2 separate regions of the Homo sapiens genome follow, and region 1 is linked to region 2. The links are chromatin contacts, found by Hi-C in ENCODE. All regions are on one chromosome and are shown on one strand. The core of a region is the stretch at or near the end of the contact, and the rest is flanking DNA. Distances in the headings are between cores, read along the strand shown. Region 1 holds the start of AFG2A (AAA ATPase AFG2A). Region 2 holds the start of SEC24D (SEC24 homolog D, COPII component).

Region 1 (6,098 bases), core at 3,337-5,836, 4.1 Mb before region 2:
TCTGGAATGTTTTAGGAATTTTGTCATCTACTATGAAGGAAAAGAAAATTATTTTTGTACTACTTTGTAACAGAAGTTAAGGCATGCTTTCTTTTGCAGTAAATAAAAATACTCTAACCATATAACCACATGAATGTACTTACCATACCCTGGAGAAACTAGTGTTCCAACTTTTGTTATAACAAAACAGATTTAAAATCAAATGCTTTTGAGGGTCTACTGGCAACATATTAAGTATTAACTAAAAAGAAGATGTTTTATGGGGTGAGTATTGGTTTCTTTTTTTCTGAGTCTCTAATTTCATTAAGAAGTAAACATAATTGCAAAAGAGAGTCTCTGAGCTTTAAGTTCAAAGTTGAGTCAGCTACTAGTATTCAAAGGATTGAACTGGGAACTGGCACATCTATCTGGCTCTAGAGGATTAAGTTATGTTTCTACTTCTGCCCCACATTATGGTCACCAGATCTTTTTCTTTTGTATTACCAAGAATACGTAAAGAGAGTAACAGAAGTCGTCTTCCTTATACGAACACACACCACTAGTGATTTCAACTTTTGGCTGAAAAAGGGGGTCCAGAATTCAGGCCAGTTAACAACACCTCTGAAAATGATGTGCTGTCATCTCCACTCCTTTCTATCCACCCCACCCCCACCAAGCTCCATATTTAGTTAGGTGTCCCTCCTCTAATTCCTCCAGCACTCTGTGCTGCCAGTTAATAGCATTTACCATAATATTCATTTGTTTTAGTCTTTCTCCTTAATTGTATACTGCTTTGAAGCAGGAATTGGGTCCTATTTCTCTCTGTATCTCCAATGCTTACAGTGCATTAAATATAGCAGTTGCACAATAAATAGCCATAAAATGAATAAATGTAGTAAATAAGTATACAATGGTTTTCTTTTCAGCACAAAATCTATGAAACACTTAGAGAATTTAAAAATGTCACAACTTCATTATAAAATTTATTGTAAACATATATACCATAATCACAGAGCTCTACCTAAGTTTTCCTTAATAATCAGAAAACAGATATTCTGTAATAAAAAAGAAATTAAATCAAGGAAAGGAAAACCATAAGGTACCCATATGATTTACATTATTCTGTCACTACAAAACAACTCCCCAACACATTTCTTTTCCTTCTTATATGAGGTGCAAATCTAGAAAAACAAAGCATCTCACAGAGCTAAGATGAACAGCACTGAGTATAAAACGAAATGAACACATACTGCATAATACAAGAAGCTGGACAGAAATTCAACCTTCCAATGAGCATTAGTTCTCTTACATTGTTTGCTGGTCATTAACAGTAAAGCATACTGCTGTTAGATGATCTCATAATATTCAGTTCCTGCCTCTTTCTTCCTAAACCTCAATGAACTATCTTTCCCTCTTGACAATTACCACACAAGTGTTCTCAGTCCTTCCCAAGACTTTAGTTTTCTTCTTCTCCTTCCACCCTATCCAGCACATTCTCCATGTCCCAGGATTTATTCTCCACCTTGTCTTTCAATGGTAATCATGTTCAAATTCCCAGCCACTGGTCTCATTTTCCAAAACATCACCAACGTGTTCTCTGCTTACACTATATAGGTCTACTCAAGTTGTCCACACAGTTCCCTTCTCACCTCACTCCTCCAATACTTTAAAAATATGTCAACATCTAATTTCCCCATTAACTACTTTCACATTTATTGAGCACCTTAAGTATCACATTAACTAACAAGATAGTAAAGATAATTTCAAACAACCATCCACCCTTCATTTATTCATTCAGCAAATATGTACTATGTGCCTACTATATGAAAGATACTATGCTAGGCACTTTTGTTCACAAGTCCTTGGTCTCACAGAGTTTATAGCCTTGTAGGATGAGTGAGTTATTAAACAATCAGTGGATAGCTGTAAAATAATAAACTAAGATTAATACAATGAAAAAATGACTTAGAGTGCCAGGAGAGCCATGTGGGATCTGACCTAATTTCAAATAAGAGAATGTTTCTCAAAGGAAGTGATGTTAAGATCAGGTCTGAAAGAAGAGTAGGAACTAACTAAATGAGGAGAAGAAAAAGATAATTCTCAGCAAAGAGGACAGCATGTACAAAGTTCCTGGGCAGAAGGGGGTATGGCGCATCCTCAGGAGAGTATAGGCAGAGTGGTGGAGACATAGGGAAGCCATGTAAAGAAGGTCAAGACCACCCAGGACAATAGTGCAATAGGCTGCATCAAGATGCTGGTCATTACTCTGACAGCAGTGGGAGCCCAGAAAGGGATGAAAAGCAATGTCATGACAAGATCTTCATCTTACAAGATCATTCTGGCTGCAGAATGGAAAAGGAATAAGGGGCAAAATTGGAAGCTGGAAAATCAGTCAAAAGGCTGTTGTAGCAGTCCAGGTGAGAGATGATGGTGTCTGAAATTAAGGTAGAAACAGTGGGAATGGCATGCAGAAGAGGAATATGTAAAATATTTAGGTAATAAACATGATTTAGTGGTGGACTAGGTATGTGAGATATGGGGGGGAGAGTCATGGATGACTCTTAGGTTTCTGAATTTTGCAGCGGGAAAAACTGAACAGAGTTGAAGTTTATTTTGTTGGAGGAAATAACGGGCTCATGAAGTTAGTCCTGAAGTATCTTTGGGACACTCATGAGAAGAGTTATTGTACAGTGCTATTCAAAATATGACCCACAACGATTTGTTACTGCTTCATGACAAGTACAAAACAGGAGAATAAGTATATAGAAGCTTTTATTGAAATTTACAGAGTAATTTCACATCTGTTTAATAAAAATTTTTCCTTATTTTTCTAGAAAATCATTTTTACTGTATTTTAGAAAAGTGCTGATCTGTGACCTATTATAAATTTTAAAGTCTTCACCACAGAGAGCTTGAGAAGCATTTGGCTAAAAGGCAACCACATCAAGGCGCAAAAACAAAAGATTTACAAATATAAATCTGACACTGAAGAGACTATAGATGGGAAACTCTGGGCACTGGATGAACTTGCCAAGGAGACAGGATTTATTGAGAGGAAAAAAAAGGTTTTGGACTAAGAATTGACGAACTTCAACATTTAATGGTCAAGGGAAGAGGACGAGCCTGCAAAGAAAAATGATGAAACATCAACAAAGATGAAGAAAACCAGGCAAGTTTGACAACACATAAGAAGTTAAGTGTTTCGAGAAGGAGGGAATGGTCAACAATACCAAAAGTTGCTGTGGTCACGTAAGGTTTATCAACACGGAGATGCTCGGAGACCACACCAGGAACAGTTTCCATGGAATGATGGGGTGGAAGTCAAAGAGGAATAGGCTAGGGAGAGTATGTAAGTGGTGAGGCGGCAGAGACCACTCCATTTAAGAAGCTTGGCAATGGATAGAGAGACGGTTGCAGGAAGAAAATGTGGAGCTTTTGTTCTGATTTAAGATGGAAGAGAAATGAGCATGTTTACATGTCAATGGGAAGGATCTAGTTCAAAAACAAGTTGAACCTTCAGGACAGAACAAGTTGTCCTCTGATACCTAAGGCAGAGTGAAAATACCATGTGAACTCTAAATTGTCTTTAAGGTCTGATTAGACATAAAAGTTTTTGCCACTAGTCTGGTCCATTTTTCAAAGCTATTACACATCAAATATAAATTTTCAATTTTTAATTCAATTTATAAGACTTTTCAGTATAAATACGTTCTCCCAAATCAAAGGAGCTGTCATCTAGGAATGGCTTTTAAGTCAAACACATCTGGACTCAAATATCGGCTCTGCCACTTAGCACCTGTGTAGCCTGAATGGAATCACGTTAACTTTCCTCCCTCTATAAAACTGTCATTACTATACCCATCGGTCACGGCTTCTGTAGAAATTAGATGAGCTATATATACTGCTAACACTAGTGTGCAGTTACTAGCAGTTATTAAATATCATAACCTGCGTAGTACTGGAAGAAAATGCTATCATCACTCCTAAAGGCAGAGTGATCCACATTTTTACTGAATTGGTTATTTAGTTTTTTAGGATAAGTATCCCATGTTCGCTAGTTATGAACAATTTTGCAATTAAATGTGTCGTTAATGTTAAATGAGACAAAGCGTTTCAAGTGCAACTTAAAAATTCAAAATAATTTACAAAAGAGAAACCTTGGACACGGATAAACCATTTCAGCCTAACTTCTCCAGTGCAGGCGCGGCTACGTTTGCATGCTTCTTACATACAGAAGTCTTACACGCTTCTGTGCCGCTCTCAGACCCATGCCACGCCCAACTTTCAAAAGTCTCTGCACCCCAAGTCAGTATCACTGAGTCTCCCGCCCCTCAGGTTGCGCCCCCTCGGCCTCTAGTCTCCCACCCGGAATTCTTTACCCTTTTCTAATAAGTTGGTCACCGTCAGAGTCCCGGAGGTTGCCGCGAAGTCTGATCCAGCAGAAGGAGCCCGTGCCTCCGCACAAGAGGAAGCAGCAGAGGGCAAGGACGAACCATTTTCCGCGCTTTGGTTCAACCGCTTTCTATTCTTCTTGGAAGACATGGTCACAAGGTACCCTAGCCGAAGCAGTAGAAAAGCCGACTCAATGTGCGCGCTTCAACTGAGAGAAAAACTTCCGGGGCAGAAGTCAGCGAGGGTCCGCCCCTGCGCCGTAATCCCCTGAGTGGAGCGCAGCAGTGCACAGCGTGGTGGGAGGGACTGAGCGTTTTCAAAACCAGCAGTCTTTGAAACAGCTGTAACGGCATCTGTGAAAGAAGATAGGTTCCAGGAACGGAACTGCCACTTAGATTGTAAATTCCTGAAAAACAGGACGTTTTTGCATCTCCTCCCGGCTTCCCCATCCCTAAACCAACGTCTGTTGAATTAAACTACCAAACAAAATAAGTGAGTGGCGGTGGGGGAGGAGGTTTTCCCCGCTTAACTGGAGCGGGGCAAATTGCTGAGAAGGGCTGGTGGACCACTTCGCGGTCTCCTTGGCATAGCTCTGCAGAGTGGTAACCCCAGCTCAACTCTGAGGGTATTGATGGCACTCTTCTAAAATGTACGGCCGCGATCTCCGCTCTGGAGCGCGGAGGGGTCATTTGGGCAACGGACGAATTAAGCGGCGTGGAGATGCGGCAGCCACTGAGCTGGGGCCGCTGGCGCGCGATGCTTGCCCGAACCTACGGCCCCGGGCCTTCGGCGGGTTACCGCTGGGCCTCGGGCGCACAGGGTTACGTGCGGAATCCGCCAGTTGGAGCGTGCGATCTGCAGGGCGAGCTGGACAGATTCGGGGGCATCTCGGTGCGCCTGGCGCGGCTCGATGCGCTGGACCGCCTGGACGCTGCCGCCTTCCAGAAGGGCTTGCAGGGCAAGTGCGCCTGGGACGAAGGGCTCCCGGGGCTCCAGAGCTTTTCTAATGAAATAACCGCGGCCCCCACTCCCTAGTCGCTCTGTGCACCACTGTCGAGCCCAGAGGGAAAGGGAGAAGGCACGCGTGACCTGGACCTGTTTTCTGGAGCATTCGTGCTTAGACCTTTTGCTGGGAGGTCTCTAAGGCGGTTGGGTGAAATGGTGAAGATCCCGGACTTTGGGATCTGCAACCCTGGTTGCTGGTCCACTTTCTACTGTGCGACATTCGGAAATTGCCGTAAACCACCATTTCCTCTTCCACAGACCCCGGTGATAAGAACTCCTGGAATTACTGAGAGTTAATTTGGATAATGCACATAAAGTGCACAGCACAGTGCCTGCCACGTATTTAAAGCTCAGTAGATGTTTGTTAATATTATATTATTACATTATTAGTATCCTTTACCGAGCCTTGGTTCTGTCGGACACTTTTCCCAAGGAAAAAAACTCTTACATTCTAATACGGGTGGTGGACTGAGTGGACCAAAGAGGCTTTTCTTTTTTATTTTTAATTTTTGTGGGTCCATAGTAGGTGTGTATGTTTATGGGGTATATGAGCTATTTTGATAGAGGTATAAATGTGTAATAATTACATCAGGGTAAATGAGATACTCATCACCACAAGCATTCAACCATAATCCAGTTACTCTTAGTTATTTTTAAATGTACAGTTTGTTTTTTTTTTTTTTTTTTTTTTTGAGAGAGGGTATCATTCTGTCTCCCAGGCT
Region 2 (6,634 bases), core at 487-2,986:
ACGGGCGTGAGCCACCGCGCCCGGCCAAGTCCCTTCCAGCTTTAACATTTAGGAATTAAAAACTGTTTTAGAATTGAAACCACAAATTGTCCTGGTTTCAGACAAGTTTGGTACCTGAGCAGGAGGTGAGGATGTATTTACAATTCAAAAGTAGTGGTTTTATAGGGGTAACAAGTCAAGCAGGTCATCACATGGTGTGACTGTTTCTGACTTTACTCTCTCCTATCTTTGTATCATAGCTTCACTCGCTCCTTGTAATGTAGCTGTTATATGACAAGTTCTTTCACTGCTTTTACAAGCTGTACTGCTTCAACACCGGCCAAAACTTCCTAAACTTCCACTGAACATTTTCATCACATTGAGAATACAAGAAACAATTTAAAACAAAAATTTCAATGTGGGTTTTCAAACCTGATCAGTGTTGAAGCTGGATGTAGGCCAGATATCTTACCTTAAAATCTTTTTTTCTTTTTCTTGAGACAGGGTCTCACTCTGTTGCCCACGCTGGAACGCAGTGGTGTGATCATAGCTCACTGCCTCCTGGCCTCAAGCAATCCTCCCTGCTTGGCCTCCCAAAGTGCTGGGATAACAGGTGTGAGCCACTGTGCCTTGCCCCATGCCTTAAAAACTTTTAAGAGTGGGATAAATGGACCATATATCTTTACTGCTAAAATGACTTAAAATTCCTGCACAATTCATGTAGCATTTCGGGAGTAGCAACATCCCCATGTACGTTTTTACCTAGGCAGTTCATCAGTAAAGGTATTTGTCAAGTGGCTTTCTTGTAGCCGGGAAGAAAGTGCATGTTAAAAACAACAACACCGGGCTGGTTTTTACTTTGTAAGTTTGAGCAAAGTGGTAGCTATACCAAACCTGGGAGTGGCTGAATGTCTTTCTATTTAGCAGTGAAAGATGATAGGAAACCAGCCAGATGGTCCTGATTTTAGGGTGAGATAGAGAGGTAAGCTCCAGATCTCATATAGGTTGCCTTTATTTCTGAGCTGTTTCTCACAGGACGGTGAGCTAAACGCTGGGTGCTTTTCCATGCAGAGATTCCTGTTTGGGGCTGGGATCAGCCATCCTACTTCACAAACAAGGAATATGCGGAAGAAGGAGTATACACAACGCTAACAACCCCAATATCAATGGAAACCCCACTTCCCACACTTTTCCTTTGGGACATCTCCCCCACCCCCCACTCCTCCCGCGTTACACGTTGCCAGGCTGCTTTGGGCGTTCCTTCCTCTGTAGTGCATTGCACGGGTACGTCATCAAATGTGCGTGTACACGTGCCAGATTCGCCTTTAAACGGTAATCTCCCCTAGGTCCAGATCGTGTACTTTCCCGTATGTAACGGTAGTGCAGTACCTGAACTATTAGTTATTTAAGTAATACGTAATGAATGAAGAGCTGAAACTGCAACCTGTTGATGGAAGAATGAATGAACGCGCTCCCCTCCTTCCTGCGGGGCTGCGCCGAGAAAATACGGTTCTGATTTAGCCACGACGTTAAAGGCTTTGACCTGTAGGGGGAGGGGAAAGAAAAGACGGGAAAAAGAAAACCAAAAAACAAAAAACCGGAAAAAGGGAAAAAGCGAAAAGGGGGAGGTCGCTCGGCCGCTCGCAGGCTCAGCCCGGTGGCCCCGCCCCGCGGCGGCCGGTGGCTGTGCGCGTGCGCAGGCGGGAGCGCGGCGGCTGGTCCAAGCCCGGCGCTGGGGGCGCGCAGCCGAGAAAGGGTTTGACGTGGCAGTTCCCAGCCCAGCTGCAACTCCGAGCGTGAGTCCAGGCTAAGGGGACGCCGGCCGGGGAAGAGGCGCGGCGGGAGAAGCGACCGCAGCGGGAGCCCGGCCACCGAGGGCTGCCGGCACTAGGCGCAGAGCCGCCAGCGCTCGGAAGCCCGCGGGGTGCGGGAGCGGGAACAGGTAAAGCCTCCCACCCGCGGACGCCTTCATGCGGGACAGCCCTGCCCAGGCACAGCGGAGCGGGTTGCGGCGCCCGGCCCGGGGACGCGGCGGGAGGCCGGGTGCTCACCTGAGGCAGTGGCGGCGGGAGGAGAACTCATTCTTTGTTCTTTAGCCTTCTAGTGCAGTTTAATAGTGGGGCCGGCGGGATGGGGGAGCAGGAGGTGGGCGTGGGCATTTTTTACCCGCCCCCACCTTTTGCCTTGGGATGCAGGAACTGCCTTGTTAGGATCCTCAGTGGCCACCATTCGAGTGTCATTGCCAGCGGTTTTCTCATCTCCTTATCAACTTAATTTCCTTTTTTGAAGGAAGGAAATGTTAGAAATATTCATGGTAAAAATGGCAACTATATCTTGAAGCCTCGGGACATCCGAATAGTGAAACTGATCTGGCCAAATACGAACTTGTTCCAGGGTTAGAAGTGCACCTTGGCTAGAGTTGCTGGGTGACAGTGAGCCAGGGGGCCGTTCTGGGGTTGGGGCTCCCCAGATTTTGATCCTAGGCCTGCTTATACCAAGTGGCTTTCTGCCGTGTCGCCGCTTGAAGCTGAGTCAGGTTTCTTTAACTTGGTGCTCTGTGTGAGGAAGTTTGACGTGGCAAACTGGGTTGCGTGAGGAAGCTGATTCCTCTGAGGACCAGTTCAGAGGGAACTGGCTGCTTCCTGTTCTTTGGAGTGACCATCTCAGCCTCTCTTTTCTGTCACTCAGCAACAGGCTGCTACTTAGGTGTGTTCGTGCCGACTTCCTAAGTGCTCTTGGTTGGATGAGCTTGACCAGCGCTCAGGCTGCCACGTCTCTCTCTGCTAAGTGGGAGGAGGAAAAAGGGGTTGTCAGAAACAAAGTGGACCAGAAGGCCTTTGCCTGCCTCTCTCCTCTTTTTCAGTTCTCCCCTTCCCAGGAGAAGGAAATGATCTCATAATATTTTTACATGGTTGCTTTTATTTTGGAAACTTATAGTTTAATATGGAAACAAAATCAAATCACAAATTTTAGGCTTCAAATTTTTAATTTGAAATGTTATTTCTTGAATATAGACAGATTCTAAGTCTTAGCAGGTATCACTGATCTCTTATCTTAAATTGTAGCAAATAAAAGAACAAAAGGAAGAATATGCTTGTATGGGGCAAATAAACTGGAGATAAATTGTAGAATCAGTGGAAATCTGGAAAGGCTTCATTTTCTAAAAGAAGGAACTGAGGCTTAGAGAGGTTCTTCAGCTCATTCCATGTCACACAGTTAAGTATGGCAGACATAGAATGGAAACCCACTTCTCTTGCATTCAAAGCATTTTCTGTCGTATTTAATTTTTTTTTTTAAATCATCAGTCCTATGAAATATCTCTTATTTTGTTAAAACCTGGAAAAAATAGAAAATTTAAAGCAAATTTGGGTTCTGATTAGAATCAAGATTTAAAAAAAATCAAGATGAGTCTGTTATATTTGTGATGTGTGTGCCTACACACTTACAAAATTACACTTTTTTTCCTTAGTCCCCTAAATATAGGTGCATATGTTCTTAGAGATGTGATATGATTTAAATTAGAAAGAAATTCTGTCGCCTTTGAAAAACCACTGACAACACTCAAGTGGTTATAGTGACCACCTGGCTCGGTCAAATTATGACTCATAAAATAAGCCCATTATCAACGTTGTCTGTTGCTATGTTTGTTGGACTATGATTTCTCTTTGTCCTAATGACTAGATTAAAATAATTAATTAGATGAGCACTAAAAAGACGTAAGTCATAAAACATCTGATTGCAGGCTACTGGCAGTTATGGTGGTCAGTCAATTGAATGGCATGGTGTGCTCTGTGCTGAAATGTGACCATGGAAACCAAAAGCACAAAATCATAGGAACACTATGAGAGACTATCTGTGAGATGCTTCAGGCTTCCATTAAAAAAGTGGTTGCGAGTTATTATTCAGGTCTCATGCTTGAGAATTTGCCCAGGATTATTGAAGTGATTTACTGAGTTTCAGAGAGCTATGGTTAGGCCCTTTTTAGGGGATAATGATATATTGTATAATACAAAGATTTCTCATGTACCTGATATCTGTACTTTTCCTCAAACCATCATAAACATGTAATAACAGTGTTTATATTTTTAATAGCTTTACGTAACTAAAACTGTCTTGGTAACATGTTTCTTGTTTCTCTGTTGCAGACTTCTTTTGTAGAATTATCCTATGGAATGATATTTTCATAATGAGTCAACAAGGTTACGTGGCTACACCTCCGTATTCTCAGCCTCAGCCTGGAATAGGCCTTTCTCCACCTCATTATGGGCACTATGGGGATCCGTCGCACACAGCATCTCCAACAGGTACAGTGTGTTATTTTGACTTGTATGTGATTATTCAGTTCTCAGGCTCAGAGACATAAGATGTTCTGAAAGAGGAGATTTGAAAGCATTGAATGATCATTATATAATGAAATGGCTTGAGATTACAGGATCATTTGGAAAAGGCTCTCATAGCAGAACTCTACATCACTAGTTTGGTTATTGCATGCAATACAAGTTTGGTTTTTAAATATAGACTAAAACAAACACTTCCTGTTTTATTTTTACTGTGAGTCTTGTTCTTGCTGTTAATTAGTGGTGTAAGGCTATTGTAAACATTGAATAAAAAAAGAATTAAATTTATAAATGAATTAAATTCACATATCCTTATCTAGGATTGGCCCTAGATAAATCTGTACATCATGTGAGGATAATTCTTTGTACAATTCTTTGTACAAATGGACCATGTATAAATCAATGAGTAACTCTCAGGGCTCACTGGAACTAGCTTAGATATCTGGGATCCAGGCTGTGCTAGGTAGAATGTATATAGTGCAGAATCAGCAAGGGGTGAGGACTCCCTTTAGTGAGGCTTGATGTTAGCAGCCACACACAGTGTGCTGCAGAAGATGCTCTGAGATTGTGAATTTCCTGTGGAAAGTCAGTCTTATGATTTATTCTTCCCGAGATTTTAAAGATGTCCAGATGAAGCATCCCTCTTCTTGTTCAGGACCATCCTCTCCAGAATGTTTGTAATCTTGCCTTACTGGATCCTGTAGAAACCATTAACCCCTTCAGTTTCTAACTGGTGGTTCATTTCTCCTCAGCATTTATTTATAATGATAATTATAAATTATTCCTTTTTATGATGTGTCGAAATCTGGCCCTAAAAGCTTTTCCTGTATTGTCTTATTTAATCCTCATACAATGCTATGCAGTAAGTTATTTTTGCAGCTAGGAAAACTGAATGTCTGGTGTCATGTGACTTGTCTAAGGTCACAGACAGCAAGTAGTAGCACCAGGATTCATACCCAGATCTCTCAAGAAGGCAAAAAACAAATTGCATACACACCTAAGTATAACACTCTATATTATTCACCCTTCCCTCTTCACAGGCATCTTCTTGAGAAAGTACTCACTATGCTTGGTAATCTCCACCTTTACCTCTCCTTCCCTCCATGGCTCAGCATAGTTTACACTCCATAGTTTGCCACCCCATCCACACTTTCACTTCCCTCACCAGGACTATCAGTGTCCTATTTCTCAATGCAGTAGACATTGTGCTGTCTGTCCTCTTTTGTATTTGACTCTGTTTACCACTCTCATTTTTACAAAACTCTTTTCTCCTTTGGTTTCAATGACACTATCCTTTTGTTGTTGTCTTTTGAGGTGGAGTCTCCCTCTGTCGACCAGGTTGGGGTGCAGTTTTGCGATCTCAGCTCACTGCAACCTCCGCCTCCTGGGTTCTAGTGATTCTCCTGCCTCAGCCTCCTGGGTTCTAGTGATTCTCCTGCCTCAGCCTCCTGAGTAGCTGGGATTACAGGCGCCCGCCACCATGCCTGGGTAATTTTTGTATTTTTAGTAGAGACGGGGTTTCACAATGTTGGCCAGGTTGGTCTCGAACTCCTGACCTCACGTGATCCACCCGCCTCCACCTCCCAAGGTGCTGGAATTATAGGTGTGAGCCATTGTGCCCATTTTTTTGGGTTGCTTTCTGGACATTTCTTTTGAAGGAATTCTTCTACATGACTCTTAAGTGTTGCTGTTTCTCCCTCCATGTTCCATCTTCACTACTGTTATCCCACTCTGTAGATTTTTCCCTAAGCTGGATCATTCACAGAAAGTGCTTGTCTCTCAGATCTATTTCTCCAGCCCAGATGCCTCCCCTAAGCTCTAGACCAGGGGTATCCAGTCTTTTGGCTTTCCTGGGCCACACTGGGAGAAGAATTGTCATGGGCCACACATAAAATACACTAACAATAGCTGATGAGCTAAAAAAAAAAAAAATCAAAAAAATCTCATAATGGATTAAAAAAGTTTTCAAATTTGTGTTGGGCCATATTCAAAGCTGTCCTGGGCTGCGTGTGGGCCGTGGGTTGGAAAAGCTTGCTCTAGACCCATATTTCCAGTTGCCCACCTTTGTTGAGGCACGTCACAGTCACCATGCCCAAAACAATTCCATATTCATCATGGAAGCCTATGTTTTCTGGCATTTCAAATCTCACTCATTAGCATCATTTATTTCGTGATCCATACCAGAAACTTTATTAAAAAAACAAAAAAACAAAACTTGGTGGGGTGTGGTGGCTCACACCTGTAATCCTAACACTTTGGGAGACCAAGACAAGTGGATCACTTGAGGCCCGGAGTTTGAGACCAGCCTGGCCAACATG

What was found. Hi-C counts contacts between places; a loop is a spot of excess contacts on that map. Pooled maps may share reads with other maps.
Region 1: a loop to region 2 is called in a pooled map, with 14 times the contacts of the local background. The contact joins the promoter of AFG2A here to the promoter of SEC24D in region 2. A Hi-C loop is called at or near these places in 6 of 50 pooled maps.

The regions. Positions count from the first base shown.
Region 1 is chr4:122,921,566-122,927,663 of GRCh38, reverse strand. AFG2A (AAA ATPase AFG2A) reads right to left here and starts at 4,586. Exons shown (of 16, transcript NM_145207.3): 1 at 4,359-4,586; 2 at 1-30. The coding sequence starts at 4,521. NUDT6 (nudix hydrolase 6) reads left to right here and starts at 5,067. Exons shown (of 5, transcript NM_007083.5): 1 at 5,067-5,329. The coding sequence starts at 5,092. RefSeq lists enhancers at 4,225-4,594, 4,387-4,923.
Region 2 is chr4:118,831,228-118,837,861 of GRCh38, reverse strand. It overlaps SEC24D (SEC24 homolog D, COPII component), which reads left to right and starts at 1,736. Exons shown (of 23, transcript NM_014822.4): 1 at 1,736-1,921; 2 at 4,125-4,283. The coding sequence starts at 4,166. RefSeq lists enhancers at 1,574-1,868, 1,489-2,380 and a silencer at 1,573-2,062.